Linked DNA regions of Mus musculus: region 1 is linked to region 2. A link is a loop called in an ENCODE intact Hi-C map of the cell type or tissue named here. Cell type or tissue: heart. All regions are shown on one strand.

What was found. A loop is a pair of places that touch in the nucleus more often than their neighbours do. Peaks named below come from ENCODE experiments on the same cell type or tissue, not always from the same donor. Only the 100,000 strongest peaks of a DNase experiment are listed, where the experiment ranks them.
Region 1: a loop joins it to region 2, with 2.3 times the contacts of the local background. A loop is called at or near these places in 3 of 42 quality-filtered maps.

What each region holds. Positions count from the first base shown.
Region 1 is chr1:62,587,445-62,595,444 of GRCm38, reverse strand. It overlaps Pard3b (par-3 family cell polarity regulator beta), which reads right to left. Exons shown (of 23, transcript NM_001081050.2): 22 at 7,629-7,708. Among named protein-coding and RNA genes, the nearest start is that of Gm34881, 65 kb to the right of the region's middle. In heart, no CTCF peak of the experiment used is centred here; a DNase peak (open chromatin) is centred at 3,714; H3K27ac peaks cover 618 bases.
Region 2 is chr1:62,693,958-62,701,957 of GRCm38, reverse strand. No RefSeq gene overlaps it. Among named protein-coding and RNA genes, the nearest start is that of Nrp2, 5.4 kb to the left of the region's middle. In heart, CTCF peaks have their summits at 714 (motif pointing right) and 4,786 (motif pointing right); a DNase peak (open chromatin) is centred at 707; H3K27me3 peaks cover 548 bases.

The sequences.
Region 1 (8,000 bases), 110 kb after region 2:
CCTAGGCACAAAACACCCTTCTTTACTTTTTGGCTGGAGAAGTGGGAAGTAAATGCTAACACTCCTTTAAATATACACAAGAGGGAAAACATGGAAGTCAGCGTACCAAGCTTAGCATATTTCTAGTCCAAGGTAATGTCAGATTTGGCACTCTTGAATTTGCAGGCATATACTCTTCCCCTAAAAAAAAGTACTTAGCCAACAAATATGCAACAGTTTAGAATTTGCTATGGAGAATGAGAGAAAAAGTTTAAAAAAAAAAAGAAAGTATGGGATTTAATATATGGCCCATCAAGATTCAGTTAAAATTACTTTGGGGACATCAGTACTGTAATGGGTCTTAACATGTTTTAAATCACAAATATTCGAACTAAACTCATAATGGAGGCCTTCGACTGAATAATTAATATCAAATACTCTAACTGGCACCAAGGATATATTGCCTATGAGGAAATGATGAAAAGTTTGATTAAAATGGACTTTTATCTGAGGAACTAAGTGACATAAAAATGATATGGCAGTAGCATTAACCCTTGATCTCGGCTGTTTGGCATCTTAAAGCGACATTCCAAGCTGGGGCTTTTTGCATTTTCAGGAAGTTTGAGTTGACATTGGGCACATAGTCATCTTGAAAAGAATTAAAGTGCTGCTAATTCATCATTTTTGTCCTGAGCATTAAAATTGAGGAAGTGTCAGAGGTCCTTTAAACAGGCCATTTGCTCCACTAGGGAAGGGAGACCAGGGACCAGATTTTCAAACCAGTGAACTTGGGGAGAAAGGATGGGAGAGCTCAGACTGGGGGGGTGGGTAGGGTAAGAGGATGGCAGTGATTTTCTAAAGACCTTAAACTCTGTCAAAGGCAGCTGGGTGTGATTCCATCTAGGCAGGGTTTTTTGCAGTGTCTGAGCATTCACACCGACAGCGGAGCGGGGCAGCAGAGGCGATCATCAGGCAGGCCACTGGTGGTGAGGAATTTCTTCATATGTTTTTATGGAGGGTTCTTCTGATTGGAATATAATCATATCCAATCTGAAAACATTGTGTACATACTTAGAAGTGAATTTATTTTTTGGGTCCCCAGGAAGAAAGCAGAAGCTGTTCCCCCCTTCTAAAGTTGCCTGCTGGATCCAAAGTCAGCTCTAGTTTGTTGCTCCTCATCACACAACCGAACTGAAGGCTGTGTGAGATGTTCAGAGATGTACATTTCTTACAAATAACGTATGTTGTAAGGGCTAGTGCAACATCAGGACCAAAAGCCAAATGTGGCTGGAGCAGTCATTCACTGGTGGGGGAAAAGGGTTCTTTTTCTCTCTAAGAGCTCTCTACACAGTGTTCCGCCAAAAGGTTTTGTATAATCTTTTTCCTTTTGAGAAGTTATTATTCTTAATCTTGAAGAACCAAAGTACCAATTTGCAGACATTGCTTTTCCAATCTCAGGAGTGTTCTAACAAAACAGGATTCTCTTTTTGGTAGGCAAAGTATATTGCTTAATGTTCATCTAGCAATTACACATTAAACTGTTCATATTTCAAATGAAGGGCCCGCGGGAAGGGGGAAGGAATTGATTTTATGACAGCAGTACAGAGATGGTTGAAAGGCATTACTTAACCTGAATATTAGTAATGTTCTGTGTCATATACAAAGATGAATAAGACACAGTCCCTGTCCTCAAAGGCACTTACAGTTTAGCTAGGAAGGGAAACAGATGATAAAATAATATAAGGGAGTACTGTAACTTCAGTGTGTGGATCTGACTCGTGGCCAGGAAAATTGAGCTGCAATGGTTAACTCCATCATCTGGTAGGTACATGGCATGGGTTCAAGTCCCAGCTTTGTCACTTCCCTTTTAAACTCAGGCAATTTACTTTCCTTAGCACAGAGCCTTTGCCCTTGAGCAGAAGAACAGGGCTGCTATTGAGTCAAGGGGGTATTTCGAGGAGTAAGTCAGTCAATACATGCAAAGTGCGAGCAGAGGTGCCTGCCATGTAGTGAATGCTCTAAAGGGTTAACTGTTTAGAAGTCTGGACTTGTATCGATTCCAGGGAAAAGAGATGTTCTCATGGAGAAATCTTTACTATATTGGAAAACAGTCTTAAAACAGACTGTCAAGAAAACTCTGGAGAATTTCTCTCTCCTAAATTACTTGAATGAAAACAAATGTACGCTCATCTTTATCCCAGTGTAGGAAATGCCCACTGGACGTGTGGTCCTGCATGTAGTGATGGATGTGAAGAGTAGTATGAGGCACAGTTTCTGCCTTCTGGGAATTCTAGACCAACGAGGGCAGAACACATCGACAAACAACGTAATTCAGAGTGTTTAGAGTGGTACAGAGGAGGTGAGAAACAAACCGCATGGAAGACAAAGGGAAGGAAGCAGGGAGGAGGAAGGGGGCTTATATTTGGTCTGGGGACTCTGAGGTGTCCCTGAACTGAAAAGATGGGTGTGAGAAGCAGATAGTTGTGATTGGGGTCTCAAGAGAGAGGTATGGAGGTGACCCATTCCATTGGATTCTTCATTAAAATGATGAAAAATGAATCCTTCAAGATATAGGAGAGAATTTATACCAAAGAAACAGCTGTAATAAAATCAGGCGGTCATGGTCAGAAACCTGTAGAAATAGAGCCACATTTGTAGGTTGAGGACCAAAGTCAAGTATGTGGAGATAACCCTTGTCCTGAGCCAGCAGTGTCCAGGTTTAGGCAACATGTTTGCGGTTCCTCTCAGGAGAGAAAGGGGCACTGCTTTCCTATTGTCTGCTGCAGCAGCTAGAGTAGCATGCTTAGTCTTCTACCCTGGGTAGGATCCTAGGCCAGTACTTATGTCTTCCTAGAAAGAGGCTCTGACCTCTTGCTTAGATCAAATCAACACCGTGTATCTGTTATATGGATTCCCTCACTAAAGGAACCTTTGGCCCCTGCACTGCCCGTCAGCACAGCTTACTGCTCAAATCATAGTAGTTTGCTGTGCTATCTTGCTCTCTATTTTCTGGATACCTGGACCTTCCCAGGGGTCAGCCTACACTTTCTGCATTAGGACTCTCAGCATATTGACATGCATTTTCCACAGGATGGAAGCTGTGCAGGCGAGTCTCTGCATTTACCGTCATAGACAAGGAGAAGAAAGCCCAAAGAGGGTTCTGCTTAAAGAGATGTGGCCCAGAAAAGAGAAGTCTGGGCTCTCAGGTTTCAGAGACACCAGTGAGAATGAACTTGCTTCATTATAGGAAGGAAAAATCTCATTCCCATGGGTCAAATAAAAATGAACAGAAGAAAAAACTCCCTCAAATATGTTAGACTGTTCACTGATTACATTAGTGTCATGCATTTGATCCTTATGCTGCCACCCCTAGATGGAGAACCTGATGTCACCCTCAATTTGCAGATGAGGAAGCAGAGCCTGGAACAATTGGATCACTGGCCAAAGCCACACAGGTGGTAAGTGACTAAGCTGAGCCTATGGCCCAGCTCCAAAGCTTAGACCTCCTCTGTTCCCTCTGGGAAGTGTGTGTGTGTGTGTGTGTGTGTGTGTGTGTGTGTGTGTGTGTGTGTGTGTGTGTTGGAGAAGACAGCAGGCTGAGCTGTGGGGAGCAGAAGTTCAGGGCTAATGTCAGATGCCTCAGGGTCCTGACGGAAAGGAAATGAGGTCATCTCTAGAGACCTTGCTTAGGAATGTTTAGTCCTCTTGGTAGAACAGGGTCTGATCATCTACTGTGGGAGAGTCCAGGGAGCTGATCACGTGGGCAAGAGGAATGCTGGCCAGCAGCAGGGGCTCAGCTGGTGCTGCCTAATGTGAATTTTGGAATGGAAATGATAAAAGGGGTTTCATGAGTTTCTCCAGCCACCTTCCATGCGCAGGGGACCACAGACGAGATGCAGCGTGTCTTGCTGTATTGCTCATTCCTTAGGACCTCACACTTGATTACAGACCTGGAGGAGCAACATCAGGTGCTGATGCACTGAGCCATCTGTAGAGAACAGGATAATGGGATCCCAGGGGGGGCCAGGATTGGGTCAGGTGAATGATGTAGGCTCGAGAGATGGCTGAACAGAGAGCCCACAGCTGAAGGGCCTGGGAGAATTGGAAAGGGATGGTAGGCTGGAATTGAAAAGAGGCCCTTAGTGAAAGTGTGTGTCTTGGTATTCTCTTGTTAGAACAGCCCAGAAAACAGCCACTCTCCTGCAGGGTAGGTGAGTAATAATTTGTGTCAGGCCAGACTAAAGGGATGCTGATTTCATTGTTTACTACCAAGGAAAATTGGGGGCTGCGCAGACTGGTAAGACTGGCCCCAGTCAAGGTCTGGGGTTTGCTAATGAGGTTGTATTACAAGCCACCAGGCTTTTTAGAAACACCAGCCTCAGGAGAAAAGAAATAAAGTCATTTTCGTTTGGAGGCAGAAGATTTAACATTGCTTAACAATAACACTTAACATTTCTTAGCCTTTAGCCTCAGGCAGGCTCCTGACTACCCAGTGCTAGGAACTGTTTTTGCCTGCACTAGCCAGGGCTCTGTTTTATTTTTGTGTAGTGTCATTTAGTTTGACAGCGGCCTGCTTGGGCTTGCCTTAAAGATGATGGAGTTCCCCAAAAGCTTAAGAATGAGCCCCTAGATGAGGATACATTTTCTATCCAGGCTTCCAGATTTGACATGTAAGTCAAGGTTACTGATTTTGCCGTAGACCCTCTTCTGACATCTCAATGAACAACCTAGGAGCCAAGTCAGCCAGTGGCCGGTCAAATGCTCTCGAAGGATGGCCAGTGCCTTTCTGTAGATAAACCTAGTCCTAGGTTTAATTAAAAATTTAATTCCATAAATATTTAAATTCTCCCTGCCTTTGTAATAAAGAAGGGCCTGGTATCTATAGAGTTGTTCTTCCCTCGTCCCTGGCAAAGGGAGAGAGCACCGAGCTGGTGTGTTCACTTAAGAGGACAGGATCAAACCTAGGTGGGAATGTTGAAAACCAGGTCAGTTTCACCGGCTCTCCTCAGGACTGGATCTGCACACCTCATAGGCCAGCCGGGTACGTGTCTCCGCACCTGTTTCTCACTAGGCACACACAGACTTCAGGGAGGGGACACACAGAGCCTGAGAAGAGCTCTGTGTTTTCTTTTCGGATCCCAAGCTGGAAACTGGTATGTCCATTCCGCATTAAGATCTAGGTGCGTAAGTATCCTCACACAGCTGTCTCAGCTCTGTCATGGCAGCTTCTGTCTGAACGGCAGCCATGGAGGTCTGACCACAGAGCAGCTGATCGTTCCTACCACTGTGTTTGGGAAGGGACTTGGGGCCAGCATTATTTTCTGTCTAAGATGCTTCTCTTTCAGCCACACTGGTGATGTCTCAGAGTTGCTAGGGTTTTGCCAGTTCAAACATTGTGCCGAGCACCTGAGCCACAGACACATCCACACACTGTCTTTGTCATGAAACTCCTTCAGCCGTGTTTATTCCGAAACAGACCTGTTTGCAGTCAGCCATGATTGGGCTTTTCAGGGCCAATTAGGGAAATTAAACAGGATTAGAAACCCAGAGGCCTTTACTACCAATCTGAGCATTTCGTTGTTGTCAGCAGAAAAGGCCTACTGCTGCCCGCTTTACCAGACAGGATCCAAGGACAGACCAGGCTACGTCTACCATTCCATTTCCTCAGGGCCCTCTCTACACAGTAGGTGAACACTAGAACAGGGGAATTAATAAATGAGTGAGATTTACAGAACTTTAAATGTTATTTCTGTGTTTTTGAGAGAGAGAGAGAGGGAGAGAGAGGGAGAGAGAGAGAGAGAGGGAGAGAGAGAGAGAGACCAGTTCTTAAACTCAGGATGCAAGCTGGCCAGGAAGGCATTAAAATGATTTTTTCCCTCCCTTCCCCATTTCCCTTAAGAATCTACTCCTTTCTGTGCCTTAACCGCAATTTCCATATACTTCACCGGTGAAAGCCGGAAACCTTGTATTTCAAATGAAGTTTGGAAATGACTCCATTTTTCAAAATGAAAACAAAATGCTAAGCCAGGGGAAAAAAAGAGGGGCAGGAAACTAATCATAGATGGGAGGGGTGGGAGAAGGGGGAAAATCCCTTCCATGATAACATATAAAGGAAACAGGGCGATATATAAAATACAGCTGCATCAGAGCTTTTAAAGTATACACTTCCTGTATCATACCAGGGAAAACGTTAAAAAAATGGTGCCTTGCTAAATTTAAGGTTTTATTGCTTTTTAAAATCTACACTTGATTTTTTTAAATGTGTACATGAGCTGCTTGTGTGTGTATGTGTGGTGTGGTGTGGTGTGTGTGTGTGTGTGTGTGTGTGTGCATGTGTGTGCACATGTGTGTGGTGTGTGGCCTTGTATGGGTACCTGTACATCTGACATCTGTGCATGTTCTCGTGGAAGCCTAGAGCTGACATCAGGAGTCTTTCTTCCTTGAACTATCTTACTCTTTGAAGCCAGTATCTCAGTAGAATCCAGAGGTTGCAGTTATAGCTAGTCTAGCTAGCCAGTTTGCTCCAGGGATTCCTTGCCTTAGGAGAGCAGTGATTTCAGGTGGGACATCCCACATCTGCCTGCCGTTGACCTGGGTCCGGGAGGATCTGAACTCCACTCCTCATGCTTGATGCTTGTGTGGCAAGCCATCTGTCCAGCCCTAACATACCTTTTCTAAGAGCAGATGGTCACCTAGGCTGTGGTTGATAGAAAATTCAGGACATTATGGTTGTCAACCCCAGTGGAGCCCACAGACCACTCTCAACAAGCAACTGTGTCTCCGAGTCAGTGGCTCGGCAGCTCATCGGATGACCCTGAAGCCTCCTTCGTTGCCCTTTCTGAGGTGACACTCAGGTACTTTGGGCTGGTGGCTGGCATTTGCCTCTCTTTGTTTGTTTTGAAACATGCTAGTTCTCACACTCTCAGTTTATCAGACTCCCAGGGAGGCTGGCTGTACGTAACCTTGGAAAGGTTTCCTCTTTGTCATGTGCTCCTGATTGCAGACTAAAAAGACTGGACTCCGAACCTCTCAGGTAACAGCCCCAACCTTTGCGAATTGTATCTCCCTTTCAGGGGGTGTCTCCTTACAGCCTAAGGGGATCACGTTAGGTCAGTTTGGCTGAATTAACTTTTCCCACGGAGTTCTTTCTATCCTCCCCTACTTGTCTGTGCTTCTTAGAAATATTTGCTTATTGCCTCAAGGACACAGTCAGATTCTAAAAACACCTCCCAGGCTCAACTTTCTCTCCTTCTTTATAACACACACCTGAAGCTCCAAGGTTAAGGCCCAGCCACCCTTTCTCTCAGAAACTTCTAGGACACAGGATTTACTATTTTATTGTCTCTAAGCTTGGTGCAGGATGTTCAATACCATTTTTATAGCAATGGCTTAGGATTTCCATTCAGCAGCCAATATTCTAGCTGACATGTTCAATTGCAATGATATACTCTTTTCTCCCCTTAAAAAACAACCACAAGTGTTTCAATTATTAGCACGCTTGGGAAGATGGCAGCAGGGCCACAGCAGACGGAGTAAGGCAAAACTCAACCATATTCCCCATCTCAAAGCCAGATTTCTAGTTCACACAGACATCCCTAAAGGCTTCATCTGTGGGTGATCTGGGGATGGGAGAGCCCTCTATATCCTACCTGGGTAAGGATGCGTACTGCCGCTCCATCCCCTCAAAGCGGAGGTTGTGTGTGCTCCCATCTGGACCCTTTCCAGACACCTGTGGAGAGAAAAGTAATTAGAGTTGAAGATCCATTATATACCCTGGTTACTGACAATGCATCCCAAAATTATAATCAGTGCACAAATGTTGCAGGCGCCTGCCAAAATTTCAACCTGGGGAGAGCAAGCAAGCACTCGGCATTGCTACAGGCACTGATGATCAAGCTACAAACACGGTGTTCAACAACAGTCCCTTCTTTCAAAAAGGGTCAACTCCTTCCTCTTTCTGTTGCCAGGAATATTCTACATGGCATGTTCTCTTCTTTGCAAAATTCCTGTTAGTTTTTCGG
Region 2 (8,000 bases):
AGGCCCTCTGAGTTCTTCCAGAGAGCAACACATACACACACACACACACACACACACACACACACGTGCACACGCATGCACCACTCAAATACTCATAGGGGCTAATTTTGATTTCCTTTATCCTTTCTTTCCCTTCCCTGGGTTCTTCGATGAAGGAAGAGGGGAAGCCTGGAGTTTGGACCTTAAGTTCAAATCCTGGCTTGTGTTGTTGGCAAAACACTAATCCAAGAACAAACAACGCTATCTGTACTAACAGTGCCTGCAAGGAAAGAGTTACTTAGTGTCACAACCCCACTGCTCTCCAGGCATAGAAAACCATTCCTACTTAGACTAGAGATGCACACAGCAGCTTTCTGAGAACATGACAAAGGGCAGAGAGATGACTGGGGAGAGAGAAAGAAACCCAAAGCCCATTGGGAAGCCATAGGATGACAACCCCGAACTGCTGGGCTTGGGACCTCAGACTTGAGGGTTCCCATCTAGCTGCTTCCAAGGTTCTCCTTCGTTCTGGGAAAAGTCAGTAAGATTCAGCGTTCTGTCCCTGGATCCTGCTTCTGCCCATATGGATCTTCGTTTTCTCAGAGGTGTTCTAAAGGGGGCGCTAACTTGCTTCCTGGAAGCCTCTGTGCCTCTGCATGCAAGACTTGACTGCAGTCCACTGGAGTGAAGGCTTCCTGTTCTGCAGATGGCCAGAGGGAGGGAGAACCCCTGGGGAGTCAAACTGGTCAGAGCTTTTCCAATCCTCTAGGGGGCAGCACTCAATAAATAATGCCCATGCCACCAAAGGCCTCTACATCCGTGCTGGGAAGCTCCTGCCTTTTCAAAGGACTTCAGCAGACCAGGGGAAATTCAAAATCAGGCTACTGAATCTTCCAGCCTGCTCTGAACAATAGCGGAACTGGCCCCCAAACAGCTCGTAGTGAAGTGAGGACTCCTGAAATTACCTCTCATTCAGCTGGGATGCTCACATCACCATCCTTAATTATGAATTAATAATAATAATAATAATAATAATAATAATAATAATAATAATAGGTGGTCCTTAGGTGGGGAGGAGTGGGTTAGGAGAACATAGAGCAAGTTTCCAGATGACACTAAAAGGAAACTGTCCTCAGACACTTCCTGTGGAAAGTCAGGATATCCTGAGCTATACAGTCCCAAACTTTAAGGGCATTAGAATCATGGGGGGTGGGGAGGTGTTAAAAGTCCATCTCTTGGGTCACCAGCCTCCTGTGGGTAGAATTCCATAATCTGAGATGACTTCTGGGTATCTGTACTTTTTCCTACACATGTTTTAGATGATTTTTGACTCATAGGCCAATTGAACAATAATTCTGATATATGCTATTTACTGTACAGCCTTTGGTGCATCTCCTATTGAAGGATATTTGGAAAAGTACTCCCTTTACTCTTTCTCTGTGAACACTTTTTTTTTGGGGGGGGGGTCTGATGTTTCAGATTCCGGGAGAGCCTCACCAAGAATATATCCACAAAAGTGCCAGAATGGTGCAGCTCCTGGCTTTACTGTGTGACTTTGAGAAGCGGTGGGCCTAAGAACCTATTTGGAAACCACCTCAAAGATGATCTGGGGTAGCAAGGAGAGTTGGAGCAACATGGTCAGAGGGCCAGTTATTGGAGTTTGTGGAGCTGGATTCAGCCCCCCCCCCCCAGCCCCCATACAAGCATCACTGGTTGCTGCTAGCAGCTTCTTCAGGTATGCCTTTCCATTTGTGTTCATCAAATTGGATTAAGTGTTCATAGATGCGTGACTATGCAGGGGGCATGGAAACCAGACAGGCACTGGGGTTCTGCCTCCTGGGAACACAGGATCTCAAAGCTCCAGAAGTTTTCATGCTTCCACAATAGACACCACCTGTCACATGCTGTTCCCTTATCGGAGCCCTCGCTTCAACAAGCTCTCACCCTGAAAGGGAGAGATAGAGGCATAATTACATCTTAATCTGTAATTTACGGCTCTGTCCCAGTTAATGTTTAGCTGCATCTGTCTCAGAAGCAAACCTTTGGTTAAAATGTAATAGATCCTCATTTTGTATTCTCTCTCTTGTTTGATGTTGAAGTCCAGGTTCTGATCAATAGGAGTCCCCCATACCCCCACCCCCAACATACTTTGAAAATACTTATTTTTTTCCTTAACATACTTGAACACCACTTAATTGTTTCTTTTTTTTTTTGGTATTGTATTTAGTGGGTTCCCAGAATCCTTGCAGATTCTCATGGAAATCTTTTCCATTTCAAATTGTGTGTATGTATGTCTCAGCCTTAGACCTAAATTTGACAGGAGGAACCCTTGTAAATAAAACACAAGAGGCAACCAAATGCAAAATGTATTCAAATATCCCTTGGCAAGAAAAAACACAAGGCTTTCTGCTTCCTCTGCTCTCTTTGGGTTCATCATGGAGCTGAGTTCCCTCCTCAATGCTAATTTATGTACATTTGGAGCTTTGGAACATCAAAAAGACTGACCCCACAAACCCCTTCCTCTAAAGAAGCCCTTTTTATGGTAACTACTCACCATGATGGAGAACCTGTGCTTTTCACCTGGTGTTGGGTATTAGTTTCTCTGAGACTGAAATATTCCGGCTGTCCTGGAACTCTCTTTGTAGACCAGGGTGGTCTTGAACATGGAGGTCCGCCTGTTGGGCCTAAAGACATGTACTACCATTGCTCAACAGGGAGGTTCTTAAAATGTTAAAGTCAACAACTCAAAATAGCTTCAGGAAGACCCTGAAACTGACCAGATTCATTAGAACCCTTCCTGCCCAAGCAAACAAGAGACCTGCGAGTCCCTCTAAGAATGAAGGAAGCTGAGCTGCAAAGAAGACTCTGAGAGCAGACCTGGAAGAGGTTTAGACCGGAGTCATTTGGAAGGGACAATCTCCAACCTGTTGATCTGCCTGCAGGCTGTGCAGTGAGCTCTAGGTTCCCAGCACTGTGCGCTGTCACCCCATGCTGGGGTGAACCTTGGTGATGCTGCTCTCTTTGAGTTAATTCTGTTCCCGTAAGCAACCCCTTACCCAAATTCTTATAAGTAACCTCAATAAAACTCATGGGTTTACCAAGTTGGACTTTGGTGGTGTCTGTAGTTTGTATCTATTGTTAAATCGCTATCTGGGGTGAGTAGACTTGTCTGTGTGTCTCCCCAGTAAAAGTTTTATCACATGCCATGTGGCTTTTCCATATTTGAAATGTGGCTAGTGTGACCAAGGGACTGAATTGTAGGCTGCATTTCAGCCTACTAATCTAAAGTTGATTTGTGTTTACCACCTACCATATTGGACAGAGCAGCCTTTGATAAGAAGCTGGCCCTTTGCCATATAAACCCAGCAAACTCCACATCCTTATAACTCTGAGGCTGCCACACTTGTTCACCAACAGGGGAGATCTCGGCATCTGTACAGCTCTGGCTGCCAAGGCAGAAAAGGCAGGGAGGGCTCTGTTAAGAGGCACGGCTCCTGTCATCTAATGACTTGTGACCTTGCTCTGCTTTCTTGAGTTTTCCAGAATATTCATGGGAAATCAGGCTTAAATCTGGTCATCTGTGAGTTCCTGGCTGGAGGTCCAGGCCAAGAAGACATTGCAGAAAGCAGGCAGAACAGAAGAAACCTTGGGGGTCTCGGAAGATCTTGAATGTTCCTTTGAAGTCTTCAAGTCACCCACTGAATGAGGGATTGGTTTAAGTGACCTTTATTCTTACCTAGTTTGGGATTTGGTCTACGGCTCTTTCCTAATCCTACTCTCACTCCTCATGAACTTAAAAACAATTCCATAGGCTGAAATTAATACTCATCCTTAAGTATGAGTGGGGTTATTCTGTGAACTATATAAATAGCTGGGTGTACTTGTGATGTCACGGTGCGTATGTGACAGGAGATGTTAGGGTTACAAGCTGAACGGTTTCTGTTGTTGTTTTTGTTGTTGTTGTTTCCTTGTTTGGAGCTGAGAATTCTCATTCTCTTATTAAATTTATAGGCTAGTTTTCTCTGGGAGTTTGAACCCCAGCATCTCTGAGAGTACTTTGCCAGAAAGTACACACCCTAAGCCCCCCTCCCCCGCCACCCCCTAGAATTGTAAGTTCTTTGTCATTGTTGTTTGGTATTACTGCTTTCAAATTTGTAACCTGTGACTTATGGTGCCTTAATTAGGCATCTACATGTCAGGTGATTGTTACATTACGGTGGCAAGAGCTGCTAATTTGAGCATGAAAGTCGTGATGGAAAGGCAGGAGTCAGGGAGTTGACCTTTTCTGTAGAGGGTCCTCCAGGGTGGGTTAATCCACACCCACCAAAGTCATTAGTTCTCACTCTCCTCCTTCATATTTACTCCTACACAGTTTACTGAGCTGCCAATCAACCCTTAGTATCAGATGAGCGCACTGACAGGGAGGGAGGGGGTTTGGAGCAGGCTGGCTTTCTGCAGGACTCCAGAACACATTTACAGAGGAGACTTCTTTTTTCAGTGTCTGTACTATACCGTGATCTGATTCCTTTTCTAAACTTAGAAAAGAGAATACATTTTACACTTTATACACATATTTTTAAAAATAAATTCAAATAGCTTGAAAAGATAATTAATGAAAACTTCAAGCCAGCTTCTCACCTTTTGCCCATCGCTGTAAGTGATGGAGCCTATGGACCCGTTCCATAGATATCGAGAGTGTATTCCAAGTGGAAAGCAAAGGCGCTTTGATGTTTTTCCTCCAGCTTTCCCTTTCCAGTTGTCTCTCTCTTCCTCTGCCAAAGCACACAGCAGTAATGGCCTTGAAAACCATTAGGGGGCAGCTGTGACCAAAAAAGGAAACCACAGGAAAAGGGAAGCGCTAGAATCTTAGGAGGTGCAAAAGGAAATGAACGGAATGCTAAGGAGGGAGGAAAAGCCGAAGAGGAAAAGGAAAAAAGGAGAAAATTAACTAAAGCATTACAAAATCAAAGGAAATGGGAGACGGCGGTGATGTAATAGGATTAAAAAGCTAAAGGAAGTGTGTGCACGTGTGTGTCAGTGTGTGAGTGTGTGTGTTTTGTGTGTATTGTGTGTGAATGTGTGCGAGTGTGTGTGTGTGTTTGTGAGAGTGTATGTGTTTGTGTGGTATGTGTGAATAGGTATATGAGTGTGTGTGTATGAGTGTGTGTATGTATGAGTGTGTGTGTGTGTGTGTGTGTATGAAAGAGTGTGCATGTGTGTGGTGCAGGGTGTGTGTAAGTGTGTGTGCCTGTGCGTGTGAGATATGTGTTTAAAGCAAATCTGTACAACCTGAATCCTGTTAGCAAAAAAGCAGGGGCTCATCTTTTACTGGAACTTGCTGAGACCTTACGTTCTTGGAACTTGTTGTGAGCATCTTCTGTCCATTTGGGTTTGTGATGTGGAGGGGGAGTGGTGGGAAGGAGCACACCACCACCGTCCTCCCCCTCTCCCCTCCCCCCACATCTGTACAGTGCTTGCAGCCCTCAGCAAGGCAGTGGAATTAGCCTGAATATAAAGGTGTAATTCTGTTTCTCAGAGCAGCAGAGCTCAGGCACCAGGAATGGTTTCTTTTGAAGCTGATGCCATAATCAAAGTGCTTTCAGGTGCACTTCGGGCAAAGCTCCCTGGCTTCATCAGGTTAACTTCATTAAAGCTCCTGGCTTGTGCTTTAATGTTTTCTAGCTCCACCCCCACCCCTGCTTCCACTCCCACCTTGAGGGTGCATTAAACAGAAACAAACCCTCATGGGAGTTTTGTGCCCTGATGTTTTGCGAATGGAATTTAGGCTGAGGTGATATTAAATGGAGACCTGCTTCTAGAGCCCAATAAATTCCATCTCTTTAGTTAATGTTTTCATGTCTTTAATCCAATGTCCTCTTCCTGACTTTAAAAGAGACAGAGACATTAGGAAACTCTAGTGTAGAGTCACCAGCCAAACCCTGCAGTGCTGGGGACTTCTCTGCATATGTCACGCTACATGTGACTCAGAAAGTACGCTGCTCCCAAGCTCTGCCCAGCTTCCCTCCTTAGCGCCACCCTTGAAAACCAAGAGAATCTGCTCTTTCTAGAGTCAAAGCCTTAGTTTTACAGCATCTTTACAACGGTCAGACTTATCCTTTTACTGAAGGCTCGAGATGGCCAGGGCACATGTTAGGTATGCTCTAGTTATAGAGGGAACCCCCCCTGCAATGGGCACACTTACCATAAGGAACCCCTAAACCTCTTGTCAGATAAGGCTGGAGCATTCTCAAGTGTCCAATTGCAGCTCTGATGTTAAAGTAAGTTACCAGTGAGCTTTCGAAAACAGGCTGTGTTTCAGGATTTGGAGCGTCCCCTAGAACTTCTCTCTAACCTTTCTGTAGTTGCCCTTTCCTGTCACATAAATTCTTAGCGTTTAATTTCTAAGAAAATTTCGAATTTGTTTTTGACTAAATAAAACCCCTTTTAAATGAGGTCCCGACTTAATTACAAGTTGACTTGTTAGACTCTGGCAAGGATACAGGTTGCAAACACAGAACCTGTTTCCTCTTGCTTTTCATACTCAAAACTTAGAAGGAAGTGCAGTTCTGAATTTCCAGCATAAGTGGATGTATGTTTTCCTTTGGTGTTACTGGAGGACAGTCTTGGCAGAAATAATGTGGCTTTGGATACATGGAGGCCCCAGTCCTCAAAATTAGGGCAGGTGACATTTAGGGCAAAAGAGTATTCTAGGGTGCTCTAGCCTAGCCACATTATATTTAGGTCAGCTGTTTGAGAAAACATATCCCAGGGCACCCAGAATCCAAACACCTAGTTTCTGCTTCTGGCTTTGAGGTAACTTACATCAATATATATATAGGTTTTTCAACACAGGGTTTCTCTGTATAGCCCTGGCTGTCCTGGAACTCACTTTGTAGACCAGGCTGGCCTCAAACTCAGAAATCTGCCTACCTCTGCCTCCTGAGTACTGGGATTAAAGGCTTGCGCCACCAACGCCCAGCTAAGTATATTTTTTAATATTCTGTCTCCTCACTCTAAAAGACATGTCCTCATTCTTCAGCAAGGGCTCCCTCACACTCCTTAACTGAATCTACACTCAGTGGAAAGCAGCCTCCAGTTTAGAGCATTCATTCATTTAAAACATGTGTTTATTGAGCATCTACTATGTGCCAAGCTCTGCAGGGTGAGAAACATCTGGGAGAAAATGAGAGAAGATGTTGTCAGGGACACTATTTCCTAGCAGAATGGTCAGATAAGAATCAAGACAGAAAGCTGGATCATTCCAGCTGGAGATAGTGAGTTCTAAGAAGAAAATAACACAAGAGAGTGTGCTGGAGACTGGCAAATCAGGGGACAGGAAACCTGGTTTAGCCCTTCTACTTACCAAGACTGCAAACAATCAAGGAACCCCTTATCTTTAAGATAAGTATTTCTGTGGTAATTGTGTTTGTCACAGTTTAAACTGAGATCCATCAGTAGACTATAAAGTCAGGATAGAAGATCACAATCCATATTTTAAAAACGCAATCAGTCAGAATATGGGTATTGATTTGTGGAGTTCATTTCCACATATACACATATGTAGAAATGCACATGTATGTATACACACATAAATACACATGACATCATGCATACAATGCAGTCCTTCTAATGGGCTGCCACAGTCTATGGTGTTTATGATATTAAGCTTTTTTTCCTGATTCTACTAGGTTTTATAGTAAGAGCCAAATACAGTATTGTTTTTGCTTGATTTTTTTACTACCATTAAATAAATAGTATTGCTCTTCACAAAATCCAACTGTTGAACTCAGTTTCAGGCATCATGACTGACACTTGAGATAGGTTTTTAAAATGAATAGGAATTAGATTTACATAGTAGGCCTTATAATAAACCCAGCAGCCTGATGTGAATCATTAGAAATCTTACCAGTTAATGTAGCAAAGTAATTATTATATTTTCTCAAATATAATATAAATATAAAATTGTTCCATAGGGAAAAAATTCAAAATTACAGTGGTCTACCATCTCATGACACTAGAAA